Regions from separate parts of the Homo sapiens genome. Here region 1 is linked to region 2. Evidence: read pairs that join two places in POLR2A ChIA-PET (ENCODE). Cell type or tissue: GM12878. All regions are shown on one strand. Links, peaks and the distances in the headings refer to the core of each region. The heading gives the core; the rest is flanking DNA. Region 1 overlaps SMAP1 (small ArfGAP 1). Region 2 overlaps SDHAF4 (succinate dehydrogenase complex assembly factor 4).

Region 1 (10,362 bases), core at 519-4,518, 130 kb after region 2:
TGGAATACCTCCTGAAGGGCCTACCTGAGGCTATTTTACAGTTAACTTTTTTTAATAAGTAGAAGGAGTACATTCTAAAATAACAGTAAAAAGTATAGTAAATACATAAACCAGTACCATAGTCATTTATTATCAAGTACATAATTGTGTGTGCTATACTTTTATTCAGCTGGCAGTGCAATAGGTTTATTTACACCAGCATTATCACAGACATGTTAGTAATTTGTTGTGCTACGATGTCACAATAATTACAATGTCTCTAGGCAATAGGAATTTTTTATTTCCATAATAATCTCATGGAACTGTTACTGTAAATGTGGTCTGTCATTGATTGAAAGGTCATTATGCAGAGCCTGACTGTATTTTATTCCTTTTGTTGTGTTTTCTCTTTCAGATCGATCACTATTGGTATAAATAAATGCAGCTGATTTTTGTATGTTGATTTTGTGTTTTACTTTACTGAATTAATTTATTAGCTCTTTTTTTTTTTTTTCTTTTTTGAGACAGAGTTTCACTCTTGTCACCCAGGCTGGAGTGCATTGGCGCGATCTCTGCTCACTGTGACCTCCGCCTCCCAGGTTCAAGCGATTCTTCTGCCTTAGCCTCCTGAGTATCTGGGATTACAGGCGCCTGCCACCATGCCCGGCTAATTTTTGTGTTTTTAGTAGAGATGGGGTTTCACTATGTTGGCCAGGCTGGTCTCGAACTCCTGACCTCAGGTGATCCACCTGCCTCGTCCTCTCAAAATGCTGGGACCCGCACCTGGCCTAATATGTATATATTTTTAATGGAGTCATTAGTATTTTCTACATAAAGGATTACGTCATCTGCAAATGAGGATAATTTTACCTTTTCCTTTCTGATTTGGATGCTGTTTATGTCTTTTGTAGGATTGCTCTTGCTAATATTTCCAATTCTGTGTTCAATAGAAGTGGTGAGAATAGATATCCTTTCCTTGTACCAGATCTTGGAAGAAAAGCTTTCAGTTTCTCCCCCACAGATTATTATGTTTGCTTTGAGTTTTTCATAAATGGCCTTTATTATGTTGAGGAAGTTTCCTTCTATACTTATTCTGTCGAAAGTTTTTATTATGAAAAGATGTGGAACTTTTGTCAAATGCTTTTTTGTTCATTTATTGAGATGATCATGTGGCTTGTATCATTCATTCTGTTAATGAGGGGTAATCACCTTGATTGATTTGTGTATGTTAAGCCAACCTTATATCCCAGAGGAAAATCCCACTTGGTCAAAGTGTATTATCTTTTTAATGTGTTGTTGAATTTGGTTTGCTGGTATTTTACTGAAGATTTTTGAATGTGTGCTCATCAGAGATATTGGCTTACAGCTTTCTTTCCTTGTGGCATCTTTGTCCAGCTTTGGTACTACCCTGAGGGTGATACTGGCTTCATACTATGAGTTTGGAAATACTCCCTCTACTTATTTTTTGGAAAACTTCAAGAAGGATTGGTGTTAATTCTTCTTTGAGTGTTTGGTAGAATTTAGCTGTGAAGCCATCTGGTCCTGGATTTTTCTTTGTTGAGAGGTTATTGATTACTTCTTTCATCTCTATTTGTAATTTGACTGTTGAGGAAATTCTGTTTCTTCTTGATTCAGTCTTGATAGGTTTTATGTTCCTAGGAATTTATCTGTTTCCTTTAGGTTATTCAATTTATTGGCACCTAGTTGTTTATAAGTAGTTCCTTATTTTTTTTTATTGCTTTTCTTTTCTTTTCTTTTTTCTTTTTTTCTTTTCTTTTTTTTTTTTTTGAGACAGAATCTCACTCTGTCACCTAGGCTGGAGTGCAGTGGCACAATCATGGTTCACTGCAACCTCTGCCTTCCGGGTTCAAGTGATTCTTTCCTCAGCCTCCTGAGTAGCTGAGATTACAGGCATGTGCCACCACACCTGGCTCATTTTTTGTATTTTTAGTAGAGATGGGGTTTCACCATGTTGGTCAGGCTGGTCTTGAACTCCTGACCTCAAATGATCCACCCACCTCGGCCTCCCAAAGTGCTGGAATTACAGGTGTGAGCCACTGCACCCATCCTGTGATTTTTTTATATTTCAGAGACATCCTTTGTAATGCTTCCTCTTTCATTTCTGATTTTTAGTCTTCTCTCTCTTTCTCTTAGACTACCTGGGAGTTTGTCAGTTTTATTTTCTCAACAACCAACTCTTAGTTTTGTTGATTTTTTTTCCTGTGGTTTTTCTATGCTTTATTTGATTTATCTGTGTTTTTTTACTTTCTTTCTTCTGCTAACTTTGGGTTAAGTCTGTTCTTATTCTAGCTCCTTGAGGTGTATAGTTAGGTTGTTTATTTTGAGATTTTTTTTAATGCAGACATTTATCACTACAAAATTTCCTCTTATTACTGCTTTTGCTGTATCACGTAAGTTTTGGTTTGTTCTCTTTTTGTTTTTGTTTATCCTGAGATATTTAAAAAATTCTCTTTTGACTTACTGTTTGACCTAGTGGTTGTTCAATAGTGCGTTATTTAGTATTTGTGAATTTTCCATGTTCTTCTTGTTATCTAGTTCAATTCCATTGTTGTTGGACAAGGTATTTGATGATATTATTTTGAACTTCTTAAATTTGTTTAGACTTGTTTTGTGACCTAATGTGATCTGTCCTGGAAAATATTTTATGTACACTTGAAAAGAATGTATATTCTTCTGTTGAGTAGAACGTTCTGTATAGGCTTGTCAAGTTTATTTGGTGTGTAGTGTTGTTCAAGCCCCGTTTCTTTATTAATTTTTTTGTCTGGATGTCCTATCTATTGTTGAAAATGGGGTACTGAAGTCACCTACTATTACTGTATTGCTATCAGTTTCTTCTTTCAGTTCTGTCAGTATTTGCTTTATATACTTGGGTGCTCTGATGTTGGGTGTGTATTTGTTTACAATTGTTATATCTTCTTGTTGAATTGATCCTTTTGTCATTGTGTAATGACCTTTTTTTGTCTCTAGAGACAGTTTTTGACTTACAGTGTACTTCGATGCAAATATGGCCACTCTTTTGGGTACCATTTGCATGGACTATTCTTTTCTATTCCTTCACTTTCCACGTATGTGTGTCCTTGAATCTAAAGTTAGTTTCTTGTAGACAATGTATAGTTGGATCTTTTTTTTTTAAATTCATTTAGCTGCTTTATCTTTTTATTGGAGAGTTTAGTCCATTTACATTTAAAGTAATTATTGACAAGGAAAGATTTACCGTTGCTGTTTTGTTAACTGTTTTCTGTTTGTTTTGTAGTTGTTTTGTCCTCCTTTTTCTCTCCTATTGTCGTCTTGTTGCTTTTTGTAATGCTGTGATTCTTTGTGTAACTTCTATAGGTGTTTTTTTTGTAGTTACCAGAAGGCTTATATAAAATATCTTGTAATTATCTGTGTTAAGCTGATAACAGCTTAACTTCTTTTCCATGCAGGAGCACTCATTTTTACCTTTCTTACCCTCAAATTATATGTTATTGAGTTACAATTTAGATCTATTGTATTATGTATTTAAGATAATTTCGTTAGAGTTGTTTTTAGTACTTTTATCTTTTAGGTTTTGTACTGGGATTATAATTAACTTCACACCACTGTTATAGTAATAAAATATTCTTTTTATTTTGCCCGTATATTTAACTTTACTAACAAGTTTTGTACTTTTTTTGGTATAAAAAACAAAAAAAACATTATGTTGTTGTTTTGCATCTTTTCATTTCAACTTGAATAACTACCTTTAGCATGCTTGCAAGGCAGGAATAGTGGATAAAGTACCTTGGCTTTTATTGGTTTGAGAACACCTTTATCTCCCCTTCAGCTTTAAAGGACAGGATTGCTGGGTATAGTATTCTTGGCTGACAATTTTTTTTTCTTTCTGCACTTTGCATATATAATTCTATTCCCTTCAGCCTGCAAGGTTTCTGCTGAAAAATCTAATAAGAAATAGAGAGTCCCCTGTACTTAGCAAGTTGCTTCTTTCTTGCTGCTTTCAAAATCCTCTCTGTCTTTAATTTTTGACAATTTGATGATAATGTATTGTCTCTGTGTGGGTTTCTTTTTTTTTTTTTTTCCTTTTTTTTTTTTGGAGACATGGTCTTATAGTGTTGCCCAGGCTGGAGTGCAGTGGTGTGATCATGGCTCACTGTAGCCTTGACCTCCCTAGGCTCAGGACCTCCTGCCTCAGTACCCCTAGTTTCTGGGACCACAAGCACTTGCCAGCATGCCTGGCTAATTTTGTATTTTGTGTGGAGACAGAGTTTTTCCATGTTGCCCAGGCTGGTCTCAAACTCCTGGGCTCAGTCCACCTGTCTTGGCCTCCCAAAGTGTTGGGATTATGGGCATGAGCCACTGCACCTAGCCTGTGTGGGTTTCTTTGGATTAATCCTATTTGGTATCATTTGGGCTACCTGAATCTGGATTTGTATTTTCTTTCCCAGGCATGGGAAGTTTTCAGCCATTATGTCTTTGAATGTGTTTTTAGTCCCTTTCTTTCTCTCTTCTGCAACTCTGATAATGCCTATATTGTGATGGCTTCACTTAAGTCCCTTAAGTCAGCAGTCCCCAACTTTTTTGGCACCAGCGACTGGTCTTGTGGAAGACAGTTTTTCCATGGACTTGGGATGGTGGAGTAGGGTAGGTGGGAGAGGTGGAGGGTTTTGGGATGATTCAAGTGCATTACATTTATTGTGCACTTTATTTCTATTTTATTTTATTTTTTATTTCCATAGGTTTTGGGGGAACAAGTGGTATTTGGTTACATGAGTAAGTTCTTTAGTGGTGATTTGTAAGATTTTGGTGTGCTGTCATCACTCGAGCACTAAACCCAATTTGTAGTATTTTATCCCTCACCCGCTTTCCACCCTTTTCCCCCAGTCCCCAAAGTCCATTGTATCATTCTTAAGCCTTTGAATCTTTATAGCTTAGCTCCCACTTATGAGTGAGAACATAATGATGTTTGGTTTTCCATTCCTGAATTACTTCACTTAGAAAAATGGTCTCCAATCCCATCCAGGTTGCTGAGAATGCCATTAATTCATTCCTTTCTATGGCTTAGTTGTATTCCATCATACAGATACATACCACAGTTATCTACTTGTTGATGGGCATTTGATCCACATTTTTGCAATTGGGAATTGTGCTGCTGTAAACATGCATGTATTGTGCACTTTATTTCTATTATTATTATATACTCACCATAATGTAAAATCAGTGGGAGCCCTGAGCTTGTTTTCCTGCAGCTATATGGTCCCATCTGGGGGTGATGGGAGACAGTGACAGGCATTAGATTCTCATAAGGAGCATGTGCCCTGGATCCCTTGCATGTGCAGTTCACAACAGAGTTTGTGCTTTTATGAGAATCTGATGCCACTGCCTATCTGAGGGGTGGTGGAGCTCAGCTTTGCTCACTTGCCCACCACTCACCTCCTGCTGTGTGGTCTTGTTCCTAATAGGCCACAGACCAGTATCTGTATTGGTCTGTGGCTTGGGGGTTGGAGGCTCCTGCCTTAAGCTGTCTTTACTCTTTTTCATTCTTTGTTATTTTTGCTTTTCAGATTGGATGATTTCCAGTGACCTGTCTTGGAGTTCACTGATCTTTTCTTCTGCTTGATCTAGTCTGTTACTGGACCCATCTTTTGACTTTTTGGTTCAGTTATTATATTTTTCATTTGTATAATTTCTGTTTGGTGCTTTCAAAATATGTTCTGTCACTTTGTTGAGTTCTCAGTTTGTTTATGCATTGCTCTGTTGAGCTCAGTGATCATCTTTATGACCATTTTTTAAAATTCCTTGTTGGGTAAATTGCATATCATCATTTCCTTAGGGTCAGTTTCTGAAAATTTACCTGGTTCTTTTATCTGGAACATATTTCTCTGTTTCTTTATTGCCCTCACTCTTGGTTTGGCTTCTGTGCATTAGATAAGACTACTGCCTCTACTAGTCTTGTGAGACTGGTGTTGTGTAGGAGATGATTCTTACCAGTTAGGCCAGCCAGAGTTTCTAGGTACCTCTAAAATCTTTTTGTTTGTCCAAACTACACTCTTTGTTCTTTCTTAGTGGTCTCCAGTAATTAGGGTGTGCCAAGTTCTGCCAGATGAATTAGAAGCTAGTTTCTTGAGATGCAGGTGGGAAGATTGGTGTGTTAGAAGTGTGTTGCAGTTCATTCTATCTTTAGGGAGAAGCTGAGAGCCAGAGCTTATCTCTCATTCATTCCACACTAAGCTGGAGAGAGGATCTGTGGCAGATGCCTGCACACTTATTTAGGCTGCACTGTCTCTTTGTTGTCCACAGTTCAGGAAAACTCACGAATACCAAGACACTCTTGCTCTTAGGGCTAGGTGATTTAGGAGCCAAATCCTCTAAGAGAACTGCAAAAGTTGGGTCACTTACACGCACGGTCCAACCCTTCACTCCTTAGTTAGAAGCTGGGTATTGGGGATTCCTTCTTGATTGTTTGGCACAGTGCACAGGGAGGGGTTTGTGTGCAAGTGTGTCTAAACTTTTTCTACCTGTTTGGATGTGGATGTTTTCTCAGTTGCCCCATGTATAGGAGACTGTCGGCCAGTTTCTGGCTTTCTCTCAGAGGAAATTGATCTGTGTATACATGTTTATTCAGTACTTCTGTGGGAGGAAGTAAAGCTACGGGCTTCCTTTTCCATCATCTTGCTGATGTCACTGCTAACACATTTTCAGATCACATTTTTAGGTGGTTTTGTTTCTGGTTATGCCATTCAAATAGAACCAGGAGTGTTTTTAAAAACATTACATTTTACTAGCATGGCATCTTTAAGAATTGGTTCTCCTTTTTCCTGGGTATATTCTCTTAGAAGATTAAATACTTGATGATGAGAAAATAATATATTGAATTTCAGGAAGTTTATCTTATATATCTATTTTAGTGTTGTTCATTGGGAAAGGAAAAAGTTAGATGAATTATCACTTGCCGGTTTTCACAGAGCAGATTGTTATAGAAGCAATGACTAAAATAAAATGACTATTTTATTAATATTCCATCCTCCCCACAAGCTCCACAAGCTCCCCTTCCAATTTTTTTGGTGTTTTTTTTTCCCCTTCCGACTTAAAAAATTTTATTGTTTACTGGCAACCAGGCATGCACACATGTGTACGTATGCATATTAAATTAAATTTTATCTAATGGGTTAATGAATCTGAGAAGCAGTGTTTGGAACCAGGAGGACATTGTAGCTAATGAGATCCTGAACTGGGGCAGAGGTCCAGCTGGGATGAGGGTAAAGTCATGAATTTGAAAAGAGAAGATAAAATAATCAAGATGTTTGCTTGATTAAATGGTTAAGGATAATGAAAGAAAGAGAGGAGCAAGAATGACATTTTTATTTCTCCCCTTACATCACCAACTAAGTTGGGGGAATGTGAAAAAGCAATGTTGGAGGGAGGAAGAGAGAGGGAAGGGCTGAAAGGAAAAATGAATTCCATCTTGGACATATTTAATTGGCATTATCCAAGTTGGTTATAAGAATGCGATGCTTGGGGCTGAGCATGGTGGCTCATACCTATAATCCCAGCACTATGGGAGGCCAAGGCGGGTGAATCACAAGGTCAGGAGTTGGAGACCAGCCTGGCCAACATGATCCAATCCCGTCTCTGCTAAAAATACAAACAATTAGCTGGGCGTGGTGGCGGGCACCTGTAATCCCAGCTACTTGGGAGGCTGAGGCAGGAAAATCCCTTGAACCGGGAAGTAGAGGTTGCAGTGAGCTGAGATTGTACCACTTCACTCCAGCCTGGGTGACAGTGTAAGACTCCATCTCAAAAAAAAAAAAAAAAAAAAAAAGTGTTGCTTGGAGAAGGGATGAAGACTAGAGATATGCCACATTTTCTTATTTTAAAAAGTCCTTTCTTGTTTTTCTCATCTTGACAAGTATCTAATAATTAATGTGTATTTTTAATGTGTGATTTCACCTTAAAAAGATTATTATAAAAACATTTAAAAACTATTTTATAACATATATAATCAGTGGAATTGCATGACTAAAGAAATGTAGATTTTTGGAGTTAAAGGTTTGATATCTTATGGACTCTTTAACAGTAGCAGGTGAAATTAGCAAGGAAAAGTATGGGATACAGAGAAAAGTACTTGTTCTATGAAAAATGATTTGTAGTTATAGAGTGCTTTCATTATATGTACTTTGTCGTTTGGTATTCATAGCAGTTACCTGAATGTAGTAGATGGTGGTATTTGTATTTTCAAATGAAGAAACTGATCTTCATAGTGTGGATACAGGGATACTTTTTTAAAAAATTCTTTTTATTATTATTGTCATTGAATGGTTATACACAAGTATTTTCATTTTTTATTCATTTTTACAAATGGAAGCAAGAATGAAATGAAGGAAATTATTAATACAGTTCTCTCATCCACCCTTGAATCTCCCATCCAGATTCAAATGGTAACATTTTACCACACTTATTCTCTTTGTCCTTTATATATGTGTACAAACACACCCATTTCCCCCCTGAACTTATAGCCAAAATGCTCCTATATCCCTGAATATTTCAGCGTTTGTCTCCTGTATCAGTCGGTTTTCACGCTGCTGTTAAAGACGTACCCGAGACTGGGAAGAAAAAGAGGTTTAACTGGACTTACAGTTCATATGGTCGGGGAGGCCTTAGAATCATGGTGGGAGGCAAAAGGCACTTCTTACATGGTGGCAGCAAGAGAAAATGAGGAAGAAGCAAAAGTGGAAACCCCTCATAAACCCATCAGATCTCATGAGACTTATTAACTATAATGAGAATAGCGTGGGAAAGACTAGCCCCCATGGTTCAATTATCTTGCTCTGGGTCCCTCCTACAACATGTGGGAATTCTGGCAGATACAATTCAAGTTGAGATTTAGATGGGGATGCAGCCAAACCATATCATTCTGCCCCTGGTCACTCCCAAATTGTATGTCCTCACATTTCAAGACTAATCATGCCTTCCCAACAGTCCCCCAGAGTTGTAACTCATTTCAGCATTAACCAAAAAGTCCACAGTCCAAATTCTCATCTGAGACAAGGCAAGTCCCTTTTGCCTATGAGCATGTAAAATAAAATCAAAAGCAAGGTAGTTACTTCCCAGATACAATGGGGGTACAGGTATTGGGTAAATATAGCCATTCCAGATGGGAGAAATTGGCCAAAACAAAGGGGTTACAGGGCCCATGCAAGTCCAAAATCCAGCAGAGCAGTCAAATTTTAAGCCTCCAAAATGATCTCCATGAGTGCAGGTCTTGCATCGAGGTTATGCTGATTCAAGAGGTGGGTTCCCATGGTCTTGGGCGGCTCTGCCCCTGTGGTTTTGCAGGGTACAGCCTCCTTCCCGGCTGCTTTCATGGGCTGGTGTTTAGCATCTGTGGCTTTTCTGGGCACATAGTGCAGGCTGTTAGTGGATCTACCATTCTGGGATCTGGAGGATGGTGGCCCTCTTCTCACAGCTCCACTAGGTGGTGCCCCAGTAGGGACTCTGTGTGGGGGCTCTGACCCCACATTTCCCTACCACAATGCCCTAGCAGAGGTTCTCCATGAGGACCCTGCCCCTGCAGCAAACTTGTGCCTGGGCATCCAGGCGTTTCCATACATCTTCTAAAATCTAGGAGGAGGTTTCCAAACCTCAGTTCTTGACATCTGTTTCCCTGCAGGCTTAACACCACATGGAAGCTGCCAAGGTTTGGGGCTTCCACCCTCTGAAGCCATTGGCTCCTTTCAGCCATGGCTGGAGCGGAGAGGCTGGGACACAGGGCACCAAGTCCCTAGGCTGCACACAGCATGGGGACCCTGGGCCCGGCCCATGAAACCACTTTTTCCTCCTGGGCCTCCGCACCTGTGATGGGAGGGGCTGCTGTGAAGGTCTCTGACATGGCCTGGAGACATTTTCCCCATGGTCACGGGGATTAATATCTTGATATCTTATGAACTCTTAACAGTAGTAGGTGAAATTAGCAAGAAAAGTTTGGGGTTAGAGAGAAAAGGACTTGTTCTATGAAAATGATTTGTAGGCTTCTTGCTACTTATGCAAATTAGGCTCCTTGCTACTTATGCAAATTTCTGCAGCCGGCTTGAATTTCTCCCTAGAAAATGGGTTTTTCTTTTCTATCGCATAGTCAGGCTGCAAAGTTTTTTCCAAACTTTTATGCTCTGCTTCCCTTATAAAACTGAATGCCTTTAACACAACCCAAATCACCTCTTGAATGCTTTGCTGCTTAGAAATTTTTTCCGCCAGATACCCTAAATTGTCTTTCTCAAGTTCAAAGTTCCACAAACCTCTAGGGCAGGGGCAAAATGCTGCCAATCTCTATGCTAAAACATAACAAGAGTCACCTTACTCCAGTTCCCAACAAGTTCCTCATCTCCATCT
Region 2 (17,349 bases), core at 6,327-10,326:
TAGTGCTGCAGTGAACATGCAAGCGCATGTGTCTTTCTGGTGTGAAAAATGAGTAGTTTTCTTTTGGGTATATACCAGTAACAGGATTGCTGGGTCAAATGATAGTTCTGTTTTAAGTACTTTGAGAAATCTCCAAACTGTTTTCCACAGTGGCTGAACTAAGATACATTCCCACTAGCAGTGTATACGCATTCCCTCTTCTCTACAGCCTCACCAGCATCTGTTGTTTTTTAACTTTTTAATAATAGCCATTCTGACTGATGTGACATGGTCTCTCATTATGAGTTTAATTTGCATTTATCTACCAATTCGTGATGTGGAGCATTTTTTAATATGTTTGTTGGCCGCTTATATGTCTTCTTTTGAGAAGTGTCTCTTCATGTCTGTTGTCCATTTTTTAGTGCGGTTGTTGTTTGCTTGTTGAGTTGTTTAAGTTCCTTATAGATTCTGGATATGAGACTTTTCTCAGATGTGTAGTTTGCAAATATTTTCTCCCATCCTGTAGGTTGTATGTTTACTCTGTTGAGCGTTTCTTTTGCTCTACAAAAGCTTTTTAGTTTAATTAAGTCCCATTTGTCAATTTGTTGTTGTTGTTGTTGTTGCAGTTGCTTTTGAGGACTTAGTCATAAATTATTTCCCAAGACCAATGTCCAGAAGAGTGTTTCCGAGGTTTTCTTCTAGGATTCTTACAGTTTGAGGTCTTACATTTAAATCTTTAATCCATCTCGAGTTAATTTTTGTATGTGGTGACAAATAGGGGTCCAGTTTCATTGTTCTGCACATAGCTGCCAACTATCCCAGCACCATTTATCAAATAGGGACTTCTTTCCCCATAAAACAATCTTTTTTTAGAGACATGGTCTCACTATGTTACCCAGACTAGAATTGAGCTCCTGGGCTCAAGGAATCCTCCCTCTTCAGCCTCCTGCATAACTGAGACTACGGGTGCATGCCACCATGCCCAACTTGATGTATTCTTAAATTAGTTGACAGGAAAAGAGGACCTTGATTAGGATTTAAATGTAGCCACTTCTGACTTTTAGAGATTTGAATACTAAATATTGTCATTGAAAAGTTTGTACTACTAAGTTACTCTTAATATTTGAACTCCTGGTTTTTTGGCATTGCTTCAGATAGGAATTAATGTTTTAATATAAGTTTCTGCAATATTGATAACAATTAACTAATTTATTTCATAGCCCTTCTTTTCAAACTGGTGGTCTTCCAGGAAGGGAAATGGCTGGAGAGGAAGGAAGAATTTTCACTCTGCGTCCTTTTGTACTTTTTGAACTTTGAGAAATGTGAATGTATAAACTAAAAACAAATAAATAAAATTTTATAAATGTTTAAAGTGGAATAAATGAACAGCTCCTATTTTTCTATTATCTCCACTCTTCTAGGATCACCCCTTCTGTGTCATTCTCTGAGGAAAACAAGTTCTTCTCAAGGAGGAAAGTCTGAACTTGTCAAACAGTCCCTTAAGAAGCCGAAGTTACCAGAAGGTCGTTTTGATGCACCAGAGGATTCCCATTTAGAGAAAGAACCACTGGAAAGTAAGTATAATAAAGCACCTCTCAGTTTTTGAAGTATCAAGGAAAGTGTTTTAGTTATTGAGAAAATGAGTGAAAGGAAAGAAATTTGTTATTGCTTAAATTCTGTAGTAATAAAGCATATTTCAACAATGAGTAAAATCACCATATTGACCATCGATACATGTAGATTTCTTAATAAAAAAGATTTTCAAGATTCTGACAGGTATTTGATTGTGTTTGTTTTATTTGTTATACCTCATTATTCACATAACAAAATATATAAGTTGAGACCTTCTTTGTTACAAATAAATGATGTTATTTGTATCAAAGAAGGTTATGTTATTTGTATCAAAGATCTTATGTGAATAATGAGGTATAATAAATATAACCACTTTATATATGTAATGTACACATATTATATATAAAGGACTCCAATAACTCAACGAAAAGTCAAAAATAGCAAAGCACTTGAGTCTTAACTTATATATTTTGCTATATGAATAATGAGGTATGATAAATAAATAACAAATATATGTGTATATTATATGTATGTGTGTGTGTGTGTAGAACTCCAGTAATCTACAAAAAATAAAAATAAAAAATAGCAAAGTATTTGAGTAGACATTTCTCCAGAGAAGGTATACAAATGTACAAATGGCCAACAAACACATGAAAAGATGCTCAGCATCAGCATCATTATCATTAGGGAAATGCAAATCAAAACTATGAGATACTACTTCATACCCACTAGGATGGCTATAATAGAAAAAAATGGAAAATAACAAGTGTTGGGAAGGATGTGGAGAAATTGAAACCCTCAGGCATTTCTGCTGGGAATGTAAAATGTTGCAGCCACTGTGGAAAACAGTATGGCCGTTCCTCAAAAAATCAAACTTAGAACTACCGTTTGACCCAGCAGTTCCACTCTTAGGTGTGTATCTAAAGGAATTGAAAGCAGGGACTTGAACAGATATCTCTGTAACTATGTTCATAGTATTATTAACAGTAGCCAAAAGGTGGAAACAACCCAATGTTCACAAACAAATGAATCATTAAACAAAATGTGGCATATACATCCGGTGGAAAACTATTCAGTCATAAAAAGCAATTAAATTTTAATATATGCTACAACATGGATGGACCTTGAAAACATTATGTTTAGTGAAATAAGCTGGACCCAGAAGGGCAAATATATGATTCCACTTATATAAGGTACCTAGAATAGGCAAATTCATAGAGACAGAAAGTAGAATAGAGGCTATCAGGGACTCCGGGGACTAAGGGAGAAGTCATTGTTTAGTGGGTACAGAGTTCATTGTGGGGATGATGAAAATGTTTTAGGTATAGATAGTGGTGATGGTTGTACAACCTTGTGAATATATTTTTGTTGTTGTTTTTGTTTTTGAAATGGAGTCTCACTCTTTCACCTAGGCTGGAGTGCAGTGGCACACTCTCGGCTCACTGCAACCTCCGCCTCCCAGGTTCATGTAATACTCCTGTCTCAGCCTCCCGAGTAGCTGGGATTACAGGCACACCACCACACTGGCTCATTGTTGTATTTTTAGTAGAGATGGGGGTTTCACCATGTTGGCCAGGCTGGTCTTGAACTCCTGACCTCAAGTGACCAACCCCCCTCGGCCTCCCAAAGTGCTGGGATTACAGGCGTGAGCCACTGTGTCTGGCAGTGAATGTATTTAATACTACCAAATTGTACACTTACAAATGGTTAAATGAGAAATATTATGTTATATATATTTTACCACAGTAAAAAAAAAAGAAAGCAAAAACCTGCACTTTTCAAAAGCTAATCATCTATTTGACATAATGGTAGGCATTCAACGTAAGTCTTGTATCACTCAAGTTTATGTTGAACCTACCATCCCTTAGAAATTTCTGACAAACATCACCAAATACAGCAGGTACTCTTCAATCCTTGTTTTATTTGAACAATCCACAACCTTTGACAGTGTTAACTATTGCTTCTGGAAATCTCCTGCCTTGATTTCCATTATGCTTTCATTAGTTTCATTTTTGTGTGTGTATGTATGTGTGTGTGTGTTGTTTTGTTTTGTTTTGTTGAGACAGGGTCTTGCTCTGTTGCCCAGGCTAAAGTGCAGTGGCATGAACACATGGCTCACTGCAGCCTTAACCTTCCCAGCTCAAACTGTCCTCCTGCCTCAGTCTCCTGAGTAAGTGAGACCACAGGCACATACCACCATGCTCACCTAATTTAAAAAATTTTTTTGTAGAGATGAGGTCTTGCCATGTTACCCAGGCTGGCCTCAACTCCTGGGCTCAAGCAGTCCTTCTGCCTCGGCCTCCCAAAGTGCTGGGATTACAAGTATGAGCCACCATTCCTGGCATGCTTTCTTTAGTTTCTCACCCTATTTCTTCACCAGTTTCTTCCTGGGCTCCTTTTTGAGCTCCTCTGCCTCCGCCCAACACCTAAATGTGGGTATTTGCCAGGCCTCTGTTCTTAGCCCCCTAAGTATTCCAAGGGAGATTTCATATTTCCCTAAAATGATTAGATTTATTTGATTGATTGAGGCAGAGTCTCACTCTGTCACCCAGGCTGAAGTGCAGTGGCGCCATCACAGCTCACTGCACCCTCAACCTCCTGGGGTTCCCTACTCAGCCTCTCCTGTAACTGGGGCTACAGGCACGCACCACCACACCTGGCTAATTTTTCTATTTGTTTCTTTAAGAGATAGAGCTCAGTATGTTGCCCAGGCTGGTCTTGAACTCCTGGGCTCAAACGATCTTCCCACCTCAGCCTCCCAAAATGCTGAGATTACAGGCATGAGCCACCACGCCCGGCTTAAAATGATTTTAAATATCACCTATGTGTTGGTGATTCATACATTTATACCTCTAATCAGACCTCGTTCCTGAGCATCACTCTCCTGTCTCCATTTGCCTCCTGAGTATCTTTCTTTGCACATTCCAGAAGTCTCAAAATTAATATTTCTAAAACTAAAGTCATCGTGTACCCATTGTTCCAACTCACCTTCGGCCCTCCCACCTGCCTGATCTCATATCCTCCTCTTCCTTCGGGATTTCCAGTCCACCCCATCTACCAAGTCACCCAAGCCCGAAATCTGGGGATAATCTTTCACTCCTGCCTCTTCCTGTCTCCTGTGACTGATCACTAACCAAGTCCTGTTGCTTCTACCCTTTTAACATCTCTCAAATTTATTCCCTCTTACTCATCCTACCAGTAGGGCCCAAATTCAAGCTGTCTCTAGCTCCACTGGTCACCTAACAAGCCTCTCTGCTTCCTCGTTTCCTTCCTTCTAGTCTTGTCTCCCTGCCTCTAGTATGTACTTTATTCTAAGAAAACTGTGTAGGTTGTCTCCTTGAAAAGAGTAGATTTCATTATTAAGATCATAAAGGAAAATGTTTGTAGCTAGGCACCCTGCTTGACATAAAGATGAATAAGAAAGGAAGATGAGATAATGTAAATAACGATGAACAGGACATCATGTGGTAACTAGCATGAGAGATACACAAAAAGATCAGAGGAAAGTCGACAAAAGAGATAACGTTTGAGCTGGGGTCTAAGGAAAAATAATTTTTTGTTTTTTTGAGTTGGAGTCTCGCTCTGTCACCCAGGCTGGAGGACAATGGCGCAATTTCAGCTCACCGCAACCTCCGCCTCCCGGGTTCAAGCGATTCTCCTGCCTCAGCCTCCTGAGTAGCTGGGATTACAGGCGTCTGGCACCACACCTGGCTAATTTTTGTATTTTTAGTAGAAACGGGGTTTCACCATGTTGGTCAGGCTGGTCTCGAACTCCTGACCTCAGGTGATCCACCTGCCTTGGCCTTCCAAAGTGCTGAGGTTACAGGTGTGAGCCACCATGCCTGGCCGGAAAAGTAAAATTTTTATAAGTAGATAAGGTGTGGTGAGGAGACATTTCAAAATACCTGGAGAAAGCTATGGTCAAAGAGAAAGAGGCTGCAGAACATTAACACTTACAAGACACAGCTAATGGGCCTCTTTGGCTTCAGCATAAATTATATATATATTTGATTAATACAGGGTTGTCCAATCTCTTGGCTTCCCTGGGTCACATTGGAGGAAGAATTGTCTTAGGCCACACATAAAATACACTAACAACAGCTGATGAGCTAAACAAAAACAAAAACAAAACAAAACAAAAATCACACAAAAAAACTCAATGTTTTAAGAAAGTTTATGAATTTGTGTTGGGCCACATTCAAAGCCATCCTGGGCCACATGCAGCCCGTGGACTGTGGGTTAGACAGGCTTGGATTAATTGAATATAAAGCTAGACACACAGGTTCAGCTCAAATCTGGGAGGGCCTGAAATCCCAGGTTACAGTGTAAGGGCTTTATGCAGTGAGCAGTGAGGAAATGTATTTGGATAGAGGTTGTTTTAATTAGCTTTATTAAATATAGTCTGCATATGATAAAATTCACCCATGTTAAATATACAGTTGAGTGAGGTTGTTGTTGTTGTTGTTGTTGTTGTTGTTTGAGACGGAGTCTTGCTCTGTTGCCCAGGCTGGCTTGCAGTGGTATGATCTCGGCTCACTGCAACCTCTGCCTCGGGTTCAAGCGAGTCTCCTTCCTCAGCCTCCCTGGGATTACAGGCACCTGCCACCACACCCGGTTAATTTTTGTATTTTTAGTAGAGATGGGGTTTCACCATGTTAGCCAGGCTGGTCTCGAACTGCTGACCTCGTGATCCGCTCGCCTCGGCCTCCCACAGTGCTGGGGTTACAGGCATGAGCCACCACGCCTGGCTAGTGAGTTTTAACAAATGTTTACAGCCATGGAAACCACACAAAGTGTAAAATAGTTCTGTCCCCTAAAGAGGTACAAGGCAGTTCATCCTCTCCCCACCTCCTCCCAGCAACCATTGATCTGTTCTCTATCACTGTAGTTTTGCTTTTTCTAGGATTTTATATAAATGAAACTCTACAGTATGTAGTCTTTGGTGTCTGGTTCCTTTCACATAGTATAATGTGGAAGAGGGATTCTGTTGTATTAGTTCTAAAATGGGACACTGAGAGCAGGAACCAGGGTGGTAATGGTGAGAACAAAAAGTTTCAGAAAACTGCAGGCTATTATAAGGGCAAAAATTAGGTTAACAAATGTGAGGAAGAAGAGACATGGAAAGATACGAGGGTGTGGTCAGAAAGAAGAGTGCTCAAAAGAGTGTGGGATTTGGAGGAGGAACATACTCAAAAAATAATAAAGTCCAGTGGACAGCAGAAGTAGATACGAAAGTCATCAGGAAAGAGATTGGTGACCTTTGTGGCCTCGATGTGTGATGATTTACTAATGTGGATGTTGATATTAGGGATGATGGGGAGAGAGAGATGAAACTATGAACCAGATATTGATCCCATGCAAGAAGACAGAAGAATCTTGGAGTTTATTATAAGACTAGAGAAAAGCACTGGATAAGTAAATGGTATAGAATTCCAAAAAGGAAAGGCTATAGAGGTGTGGCATTAGAATGAGAGGCTGGAAATAGCAGTGAGGAGCAGGGACATCTTGACCTGTTCTTTCTTCCCCAGTGCTGTGGACTGAATTATGTTCCCCCAAAATTCATCTGTTGGAGCTCTAACCCCCCAGGTGATGGTATTTGGAGATGGGGCCTTTGGGAGATAATTAGGTTTAGATCATGAGAGTAAGGTAACTCTTTAAGAGATGGAACTGTTTTACACTTTGTGTTATTTACATGACTGTCAACATTTGTTAAAACTCACTGAACTGCGTACTTAAAATGGGTGAATTTTATTATAAGCAGACAATACTTTAATAAAGCTGATGGGAATCTCCTCATGGTGGGAATAATGCCCTTATAAGAAGAGATACCAGAGAGCTTGCTGTCTCTCTTTCTCTGCCATGTGAGGACACAGCAAGAAGCGACCATCTGTAAGCCAGGAAGAAAGCCCTCATGAGAACCAACCATGCTACCACCCTGATTTCAGCCTACCAGCCTCCAGAGCTGTAAGAAAATAAGTTTCTGCTGTTTACTCCACCTAGTCTATGGTATTTTGTTATGGCAGCTCAAGCTAAGACATCCAGTGAGCCACAGAGATATGTGAGAAAGAAGAACTTCCGTTAGAGAGGCCTTCAAGGGAATTCGTGGAGTAGGAAAAAGCCAACTTGCATTGCAGTAAAGCATGGAATTATTTTGAAAACAGAATGCTGATGAGTATGGGGGAGAGTTTATTCACAATATAACAAGAATAAAAGAATGAATATTTGAAAAATTTTCACGGTAAATTCTGTATCCTTTTTCTTTTGCCTGAGGGGCTTTATGATTTTGGTGAAGATCATTTAGTTTTCTAAAGAGATATAGTTTGGGTAATCATTCTCCTGCAGTTTCCCCGTGCTATGCAGGATAAAATAAAAGCCGTATGCCTTTTCTTCTGTTAATCTGTCTTTTGTCAGTTGATTTTTGGCAAACCTTTAGAGGGCAAGGAGGATGTTTTTCCTTGGCCCCTACACCTTCTCCCAGAGTCCAAGCAATGTGCTTCCTCAGTAGAACAGGTTTTAACATCTGTAAGTAGCTACGATGATGACCTCAGCAGAGAATACCCACCTTGAGGGAATGTGACACCCATGCCCCCAAAAGTCTAGTTGCCTTTTGGTCTGTGTCTCAGGAGTATAACTGACTTCTCTAGGGATTGAATGTAAGAGAGACCTAAGTAACCATGGGGTTTGGATAAAGCAAATCTGGGTTTGAACTGGAGCTCTCAGAGGCTTCTACTCTCTGGGTTTCAGTTTCCTCCTAACACCTGCCTTAGAATGCGCTTATGAGAAGAAACTGAGATGATAGGGCACTTTGCACTTTCCCTTTCAAGCCTTGCCAGAGTTTGTTATTCTTGTATGTATTTGTTTGCCTTTTTTTTTTTTTTTTTTTTTTTGGCCTACTTCAGTACTCTGTGAGCCCTGTGAGGGAAGGGGCCTTCTATTGCATGGTCACTACTGTGTCCCTCACCCCACCTTTACATAGCATAGGGCCTGGCAGAGTAATAGTGGAATAAATGAATGAAACTGTCTGCCCACAGGATGGCCATGAGGATGAGAATAAATCTCTTCATTCATTCATATGATACGTATTAAGTATCCTCTGTGAGCCAAACACTGAAACAGCAATGGATAAAACACACAAAAAAATTATACCATAATGAAGCTTAACATTTTAGTGGGAGAGACAGACAATAATCCAAGTAAATTTTAAAAATATACTAAATTACTGATAATTGCTGAAGATAATGTAAATGTGGGAAGGAATGGGAAGTATTGGGAGAGTGGCCACAATAAATAAATAGATACAGTTTAAGAATTAGGGGCCAGGCGGCCGGGCACAGTGGCTCACGCCTGTAACCCCAGCACTTTGGGAGGCTGAGGCGGGTGGATCACCTGAGGTCAGGAGTTCAAGACCAGCCTGGTCAACAAAGTAAAACCCCCATCTCTACTAAAAATACAAAAAATTAGCTGGGCATGGTGGTGCACACCTGTAATCCCAGCTACTCGAGAGGCTGAGGCAGGAGAATCACTTGAACCCTGGAGGCGGAGGTTGCAGTGAGCCGAGATCATGCCATTGCACTCCAGCCTGGGCAATAAGAGTGAAACTCCATCACACACACACACACACACACACACACACAAGAATTAGGGGTCAGGTGCAGTGGCTCACGCCTGTAATCCCAGCACTTTGGGAGGCCAAGGTGGGTGGATCATTTGGGGTCAGGAGTTTGAGACCAGCCTGGCCAACATAGTGAAACCCCATCTCTACTAAAAGTACAATTATTAGCCAGGCACATAGTGGTGTGCGCCTGTAGTCCCAGCTACTTGGGAGGCTGAGGCAGGAGAATTGCTTGAACCCAGGAGGCTGAGGCTGCAGTGAGCTGAGATCACGCCACTCCACTACTCCAGCAGGGCAACAGAGCTAGGCTCCATCTTAAAAAACAAAACAAAACAAAGAATTAGCGCTCTGTCTAATAGTTGGTTCCTCTCCTGTTTTTTCCATATACAGAGCAGTGCAGTGTATGGGCTGAGAACAAGACTGCAGCCAGGATGTCTGAATTTGAACTCAGTTTTATCACTTAGAAGCTATGTGATACGGAGCAACTTTCTTAACCCTTTGTGGCTCATTTTCTTCATCTATAAAGTTGGAACAATAATTGTTCTTGTCCCATAGGATTGTTAGGAAGAGTAAATGGATTAGCATACATAAAGTGCTGAGAATTGAGCCTGGCTTGTGATGGGGATTCCTACTATGAACACATAGTACTAAGAATAATAATTACTATTATGATTATAAATGGCAGTACCAGCCAACCAGTTGCTGAAGCCAAAACCCTATGATGAGGAACAGTAATTCTCTAGCTAAGATTAATTGACATTCCTATGTACCTGGCACCACGCTAAACCCTTTACATGTATTACCTTGTTTAATTAACAACACAGTGAGAGAAGTATGATTGTTCTCTCCATTTTACTGGTCAGAAAACTGTGGCATTAAGTCAAAGTGACTCCTTCAAAGTAATCTTATTTCAAGACCTTTCAAGTCTTATGAATTTGTACTCTGTATTCTCTTCTCAAACTCAGGAAAAAGAATCACATTTACAGTTCTTTTAAAGACTGCATGGTAACCAGGTTGGTAAGATCTAGCCTATCAGCAACGCTGTCTTTAAAATTGACCATAGGCTGGTCTCGGCGGCTCACGCCTGTAATCCCAGCACTTTGGGAGGCCGAGGCAGGCAGAACACTTGAGGTCAGGAGTTTGAGCCATCCTGGCCAACATGGTGAAACCCCTTCTCTACTAAAAATACAAAAATTAGTTGGGCGTGGTGGCATGTGCGTGTAATCCCAGCTACTCAGGAGGCTGAGGCAGGAAAATCACTTGAACCCAGAAGGCAGAGGTTGCAGTGAGCCCAGATCACGCCACTGCAATCCAGCCTGGGCAACAGAGGGAGACTCTGTCTCAAAAAATAATAAATAAATAAATTAATTGAATTAAATTGACTATAAGGCCTTTCCTGCCTCCATTAACTGCTTTATTTATATCTCGTTTTCCTTAGAATTTCCAGATGATGTTAATCCAGTGACCAAAGAAAAAGGTGGACCCAGGGGCCCAGAACCTACCCGATATGGAGATTGGGAACGAAAAGGACGCTGTATTGATTTTTAAGTCGCATATTCTTTAACTTCAATATTGTTTTCTGAATATGTACATCTGAATTAACTTATTTCTGATTATTTTCTTTCTTTATATCCTTTATGTCGTGTAGTTTGTATAATGTGTTTAAATATATATATATATGATGGCTTTGGAAGAAAATATGCTGCTGTAAATTAGGAAAGGGAGACCAGCCTGACCAATATGGAGAAATCTCGCCTTTACTAAAAATACAAAATTAGCCAGGCGTGGTGGCATGCACCTGTAATCCCAACTACTCTGGAGGCTGAGGCAGGAGAATGGCTTAAACCCAGGAGGTGGAGGTTGCGGTGAGCTGAGGTCGCGCCATTGCACTCCAGCCTGGGCAACAAGAGCGAAACTCCGTCTCAAAAAAAAAGATAGGAAAGGGAAAATATTTTTTCATTAACATATATTAATTTAATGAGTATAGAAATGATTCTTGTTTTTTTGAGACAGAGTCTCTCTCTCTCACCCAGGCTGGAGTGGAGTGGCACTATCCCAACTCACTGCAACTTCCGCCCCGCCAGGTTCAAGCAATTCTCCTGCCTCAGCCTCCTGAGTAGCTGGGATTACAGACACCCACCATTGCGCCTGGCTAATTTTTGTATTTTTAGTAAAGACAAGGTTTCACCATGTTAGCCAGGCTGGTCTCGAACTCCTGACCTCAGTTGATCCACCTGCCTCAGCCTCCCAAAGTGCTGGGATTGCAGGTGTGAGCCACCACGCCCAGCCTAGAAATGATTCTTAGAGCTGTAGGCCTTTACTTCATCATTTTTCAGTTTAAATTAATCAGTTGCTTATAAAATGCATACATAAATAAAATAATTTTTAAAAAATGATTGTGTTGCTGCGTGCTAGGGGATAGTGGCTTTTAACATGTGAGTTAAATAATACATTATAGTTTGAGAAGGCCACAATAATAACAGAAAATCTTTAACTTGGAGCCAGTGACTTAATTAATTACCCAATCACTTGGGTTCAAATTCTGACTCTACTTCTTACTACCTATGTGACCTTGGATAACTTATTTAACTTCTCTGTGCTTCAATATCCTTATGTGTAAGTTGGAGATAATAATACTTTTGATACTGGTGGGCTGCAGGAGGTCCCCAAACACTGGTGGGACCTTAATTCCAGCTGATGTCCAGGCTCTTGATACCATCATGAGAAGAAATTCAAAGACAAGTCAGAAAATAGGGAAAGTACTGAGATTTATTGCAAAGTAAAAAGTACATATTCGATGCCTGTAATCCCAGCACTTTGAGAGACCAAGGCGGGTCAATCACTTGAGGTCAGGAGTTCGAGACCAGCCTGGCCAACATGGCAAAACCCCGTCTCTACTAAAAATACAAAAACTAGCTGGGCGTGGTGGTGCAGGCCTGTAATCCCAGCTACTTGGGAGGCTGAGGCAGGAGAATCACTTGAACCGGGGAGGCAGAGGTTGTAGTGAGCCAAGATTGTGCCACTGCACTCCAGCCTGGGTGACAGAGCAAGACCCTGTCTCAAAAAAAAAAATAAAAAGCAAAGAAAAGAAAAGCACACATTCAAGAAAGGGGAGTGTGGGCATACTCAAGAGAGAGTGACTCAGTGGAGTTTAGGGCTTCTACCTTTATGGGTTTCTATAACCAAGAGGTGGAATATTCATGAAGATTCCTGGAAAAAGGTGAAGATTTCTTGGAATTGTGGTGCCACCAACTTTTACACCAAATACAGGTGTTCCCAGAATAGTCATGGCACTGTCTGTGTGTGCTTTAGTATGTTAATGAGCATATAATGAGGTCCTAGGTGAAACCTAGGTCATATCCAGTGCCATGCTGGGTCCAGTCAGTCTTAGCCAACTTGACTCACACCCTGGTTTTTCAGGATCTTATCAGCCCCTAGGTTATGCAGCCATTTCAACAATTTCCTTTTTGCTAATCATGTAAAACTGCTGCCTGGAATTTTCTGCTCTTCTGTGATCACCCTATATTATTCCTGTCTCACTTTCACTTCACAGGGAAGTTGAGAAGATTAAATGAATAAATAACATGTATTAGTCAGGGCTCTTCAATAGGAGAGAGAGAGATTATGTGGAATTGGTTCATGCAGTTCTAGAGGCTGAGAAGTCCCATGATAATGCCATCTGCAAGCTGAACACCTGAAGACCCAAAAAAGCCAGTGGTGTGAATCAGTCTGAGTCCAAAGGCCTGAGAAGCAGGGGAATTATGATATAAATCCAGTCTGAGGGCAAAGAAGATGAGAAGAGATGTCCTAGCTCAAGCAGTGAGGCAAGAAAAAAGGAGTGAATTCTTCCCTCTACCTTTTGTCCTATTCAGGCCTTCAGTGTATTAGATAATGCCCGAATACATTGGGAAGGACAGTCTACTGAGTTCACCAGTTCCAATGCTAATCTCATTCAGAAACACCCCTACAGACACATCCAGAAACAATGTTTAAACTGGTACCCTGTGGCCTACTCAAGTTGACACATAAAATTAGCCAACACAACATGTTAGCCACTTAGAGCAGTGTGTAGTATAGTACATACTTCTCAGTAAGTGTTAACTCTCTTTAAATTATGAATGTATTTTTCCAAGTCTCTAGGCGTTGTGAGAGGAAAGATTTTTTTTTTTTTTTTTTTTTTTTTTTTTGCTCTGTCCCCAGGCTGGACTACAGTGGCACAATCTCCACTCACTGCAACCTCTGACTCCCTGGTTCAAGCGATTCTCCTGCCTCACCCTCCCGAGTAGCTGGGACTACAGGCACTCGCCACCACGCCCAGCTAATTTTTGTATTTTTGTAGAGACGGGGTTTCATCGTGTTAGCCAGGATAGTCTCGATCTCCTGATCTCGTGATCTGCCCGCCTCAGCCTCCCAAAGTGCTGGGCCAGGTGTGAGCCACCGCGCCCGGCCAGTGGGAGGAAAGATTTTTAAAAATGAAATTTGAAATACTTGAAATTGTTTTATATGAGTACAACATTTAAAATGTCATTAGTTGAAAATAGTGATTATTTACATGAGTGAACTGAAGTATATACATTAGTTTGTGGAACATAAAATTCACAGAGGTGCTATGGTTGGAAAATTTGTCGCCTCCAAAACTTATGTTGAAACTTAATCCCCAATGTCTCAGTAGTGAGAGGTGGGACCTTTAAGAGGTGATTGGCCTTTACGAGGGCAGAGCCCTCATGAAGATTAATTCATTTATGGGTTAATGGACAAATGGGTTATCATGGAAGTGGAGCTGGTGCTTTATGAGAAGAGGAAGAGAGACTTAAGCTGGCATGTTAGCATCTGAGCCCACTCAGCCAACTTGCCATGTGATGCCCTGCGCTGCCTCAGGACTCTGCAGAGAGCTTTCACTAGCTTCAAGGCCCTGGCCAGATGTGCCCCTTGACCTTGGACTTTCTAGCCTCCAAAACCATAAGAAATAAACGTCTTTTCTTTCAAAATTACCCAGTATCAGGTATTTAGTTATAGCAACTTGGGCTAAGAAAACTGGCACTGGGAGTGAGGTGTTGGTATAAAGTTACCTGAAAATGTGGAAGCCGCATGGGAACTGGATAATGGGCAAAGATTGGAAGAGTTTGGAGGAGCAGGGTGGAAAAAGCCTAGATTCTGATTAGGGATTAGAAGACAAGAAGACTAGGGAAAGTTTAGAACTTCCTAGAGATTACTTAAGTGGTCGTGACCAGAATGCTGATAGAAATATGGACAGTAAAGGCCATTCTGATGAGGTTTCAGATGGAACTGAAGATCAAAGTGTTGGAAACTGGAGTAAAAGCCTTTCTTAGAAAGTGGCAAAGAATTTGGCTGGATTGTGTCCAGGCCCAAGGCTGGGTGTTTTATAGCAACACCCTACTCCCAGCTACCAATTCCAAGGAATGCTGAACTTAAGAATGATGAATTAGAATATTTGACGGAAGAAATATCTAAGCAGCAAAGCATTTAGGCTATTGCATGGCTACTTTTAACCACTTACATTGAACTGCAAAAAGGAATAAGTTACTTAAAGACAGAAATCATAATCAAAAGGGAAGCAAAGCAGAAAGATTTGGGAAATTCTAAGCCTAGACATGTGGTAGAGAATGAAAGAGTTTTTTCAGCAGAGGAAACCAAGCGTATGACCAAGGCACTGTTTGCTAAAGAGATTAATATGGCTAGAAAGGAGCCAGAGATTCATCAGGACAATGGGAGAAAGATCCCAAAGGCATTTCAGAAATCTTTGAAGCTGCCCCTCCCATCACAGGCCCAGAGGCCTAAAATGGCAGAATGGTTTAAAGGGACAGGCCCAGGGCACTCTCTAAGGGCTTGCTGCCCCGGGCTGCCTTGGACCTCTACTCCTGGGCATTCTGGCTGCTCAAGCAGCTCTAGCTCAGGTGGTCCCCAGTGTGGCTCGACCTGCCACTCCAAAAGGTCCAAGTTGTAAATCTTGGCAGCACTGTCCAGTGATGCAAGTGGTCTCAGATGCTGCTCATGCCCCCACTCCAGAGGGCACAAGCAGTGAGCCTTGGCGACCTGCACATGCTGCTTATTCTGCAGGCACACAGCAAGAGCTGTGAGGCATAGCAGCTTCCACCTAGATTTCAAAGGATGTATCAGACAGCTTGTGGGCCCACGCAGAGACTTACTGCAAGGGCACAACCACTGCAGAGAACCCCTCTGCTAGGGCAATGCTGAGTGGAAATGTGGGACCAGAGCTGCTGCAGAAAGTTCCCAACAGAGCAGTGCACTCTGGAGCCGCAGGGGCAGGACCACCCTGGGACCTCAGAACTGTAGAGCTACCAGTATGCAACACCAGCCTGGAAAAGCTGCAGGCACCTGACTCCAACCTGTGAGAGTAGCCATGTGGACTACAGCAAGCAAAGCCATAGGCATGAGATTGCCCAATGTTTTGGAGACCCACTCCCTACCTCAGTGTTCACAGGATGCCAGCATGGAGTCAAAAGAGATTATTTTCCAGCTTCAAGGGTTTTTTTTTGTGTGTGTGTGTGATGGAGTCTCATTCTTCATTCTGTCACTCTGGCTGGAATGCAGTGGCATGATCCTGGCTCACTGCAACCTCTGCTCCTGGGTTCAAGTGATTCTCCTGCCTCAGCCTCCTGAGTAGCTGGAATTACAGGCACCTTCCACCGTGCCTGGCTAATTTTTTTTGTATTTTTAATAGAGACAGGGTTTCACCATGTTGGCCAGGCTGGTCTTGAACTCCTGACCTCAAGGGATCCTCCCACCTCAGCCTCCCAAAGTGCTGGAATTACAGGTGTGAGACACTGCGCCTGGCTGAGCTTCAAGATTTAATGTCTTCCCTGCTGGGTTTCTGACTTGTTAGGGGCCGATTACTCCATTTTGCTCTCCTATTTTTCCCTTTTGGAATGGAAATGTGTATCCTATGCCTGTCCTACCGTTGTATCTTGGAAGTAGATAAATTGTTTTCGCAGGATCACAGATAAGACTTTGGACTTTTGAGTTGTTGCTGGAATAAGTTAAGACCTTGGGGCTATGAAGATAGAATAAATGTATTTGTATGTGATAAGGACATTAGTTTTGGAAGGCCAGTGCCAGTGCCAGAATGCTATAGTTTGAATGTTTGTCTCCTCCAAAACTCGTGTTAAACTTTATCCCCATTGTAACAGTATTAATGAGATGGGAAATCCAACTATGCTATTTGACAGGTAGGATCTCTGGGAGGTAATTAGGATGTAATGAGGTCATAAGGGTGAGGCATTAGTGGCTTTATAAGAGTAGAAACACCTGAGCTAGCACATTTGGCCACCTCACCTTTTCATACCCTGTGATGCCTCAGGACTCTATAGAGAGTCTAGTCTCCACCAGCGAGACCCCATGAACTTGGCCCACATGTCATCCTTGAACTTGGACTTCCCAGCCTCCAGAACCATAAGAAATAAATACCATTTTTCAGCCGGGTGCAATGGCTCACGCCCATAATCCCAGCACTTTGGGAGGCCAAGGCGGGTATATCACCTGAGGCCAGAAGTTCAAGACCAGCCTGAACAACATGGTGGAACCCCATCTCTATGAAAAATACAAAATTAGCCAGATGTGGTGGTGCACACCTGTAATCCCAGCTACTCGGGAGGCTGAAGCAGGAGAATCACTTGAACCCGGGAGGCGGAGGTTGCAGTGAGCCTAGATCACACCATTGCACTCCAGCCTGGGTGAAAAGAGTGAAACTCCATCTCAGAAAAAAAAAAAAAATCATTTTTTAATAAATTACCTAGTTTCAGCTATTCTTTTATAAGCAACAGAAAATGGACTAAGACAGTAGGTATAGAGGGTAAATATGAGAAAAACAGGATAAAATGGACTAGCTCAGTCAGTTTTGATGACTCAAAACCTCGTACCCTGTGGCATTTTGATAAGTGGGTCAGGAAAAGTCAAGTCCAGTGTACAGATCTGGAATAATGGAAGGACAGGAACTGCTGGGCTCCCCTAAGGTATCCTTTGCTGCATCTCCTCTGGCCTCACTCACTCTCAGAGGTTGGGCCTTCAGCTCCCAGGCTACTCTTGAATTACTTAGGAAGAAAGGTTTTGCAAAACCTATAGAAGACAGAATCCAGTAGGCTGATAACTGTGTGATATGAATTACAAGTGCAATATTACTTGAGAAGATTGTACGGAGACTCATTTAA

Evidence for each region. Peaks named below come from ENCODE experiments on the same cell type or tissue, not always from the same donor. Only the 100,000 strongest peaks of a DNase experiment are listed, where the experiment ranks them.
Region 1: POLR2A ChIA-PET joins it to region 2 with 8 read pairs; 1 of 35 experiments calls an interaction of 5 or more read pairs at or near these places.

The regions. Positions count from the first base shown.
Region 1 is chr6:70,711,045-70,721,406 of GRCh38, forward strand. All of the region lies in intron 1 of SMAP1 (small ArfGAP 1), which reads left to right. Among named protein-coding and RNA genes, the nearest start is that of SMAP1, 48 kb to the left of the region's middle. RefSeq lists an enhancer at 2,154-2,203. In GM12878, for the core only: no CTCF peak of the experiment used is centred there; a DNase peak (open chromatin) is centred at 2,087; H3K4me3 peaks cover 395 bases.
Region 2 is chr6:70,578,014-70,595,362 of GRCh38, forward strand. It overlaps SDHAF4 (succinate dehydrogenase complex assembly factor 4), which reads left to right. Exons shown (of 3, transcript NM_145267.3): 2 at 1,401-1,553; 3 at 10,602-11,556. The coding sequence ends at 10,711. Among named protein-coding and RNA genes, the nearest start is that of SDHAF4, 20 kb to the left of the region's middle. In GM12878, for the core only: no CTCF peak of the experiment used is centred there; a DNase peak (open chromatin) is centred at 8,327; H3K27ac peaks cover 731 bases.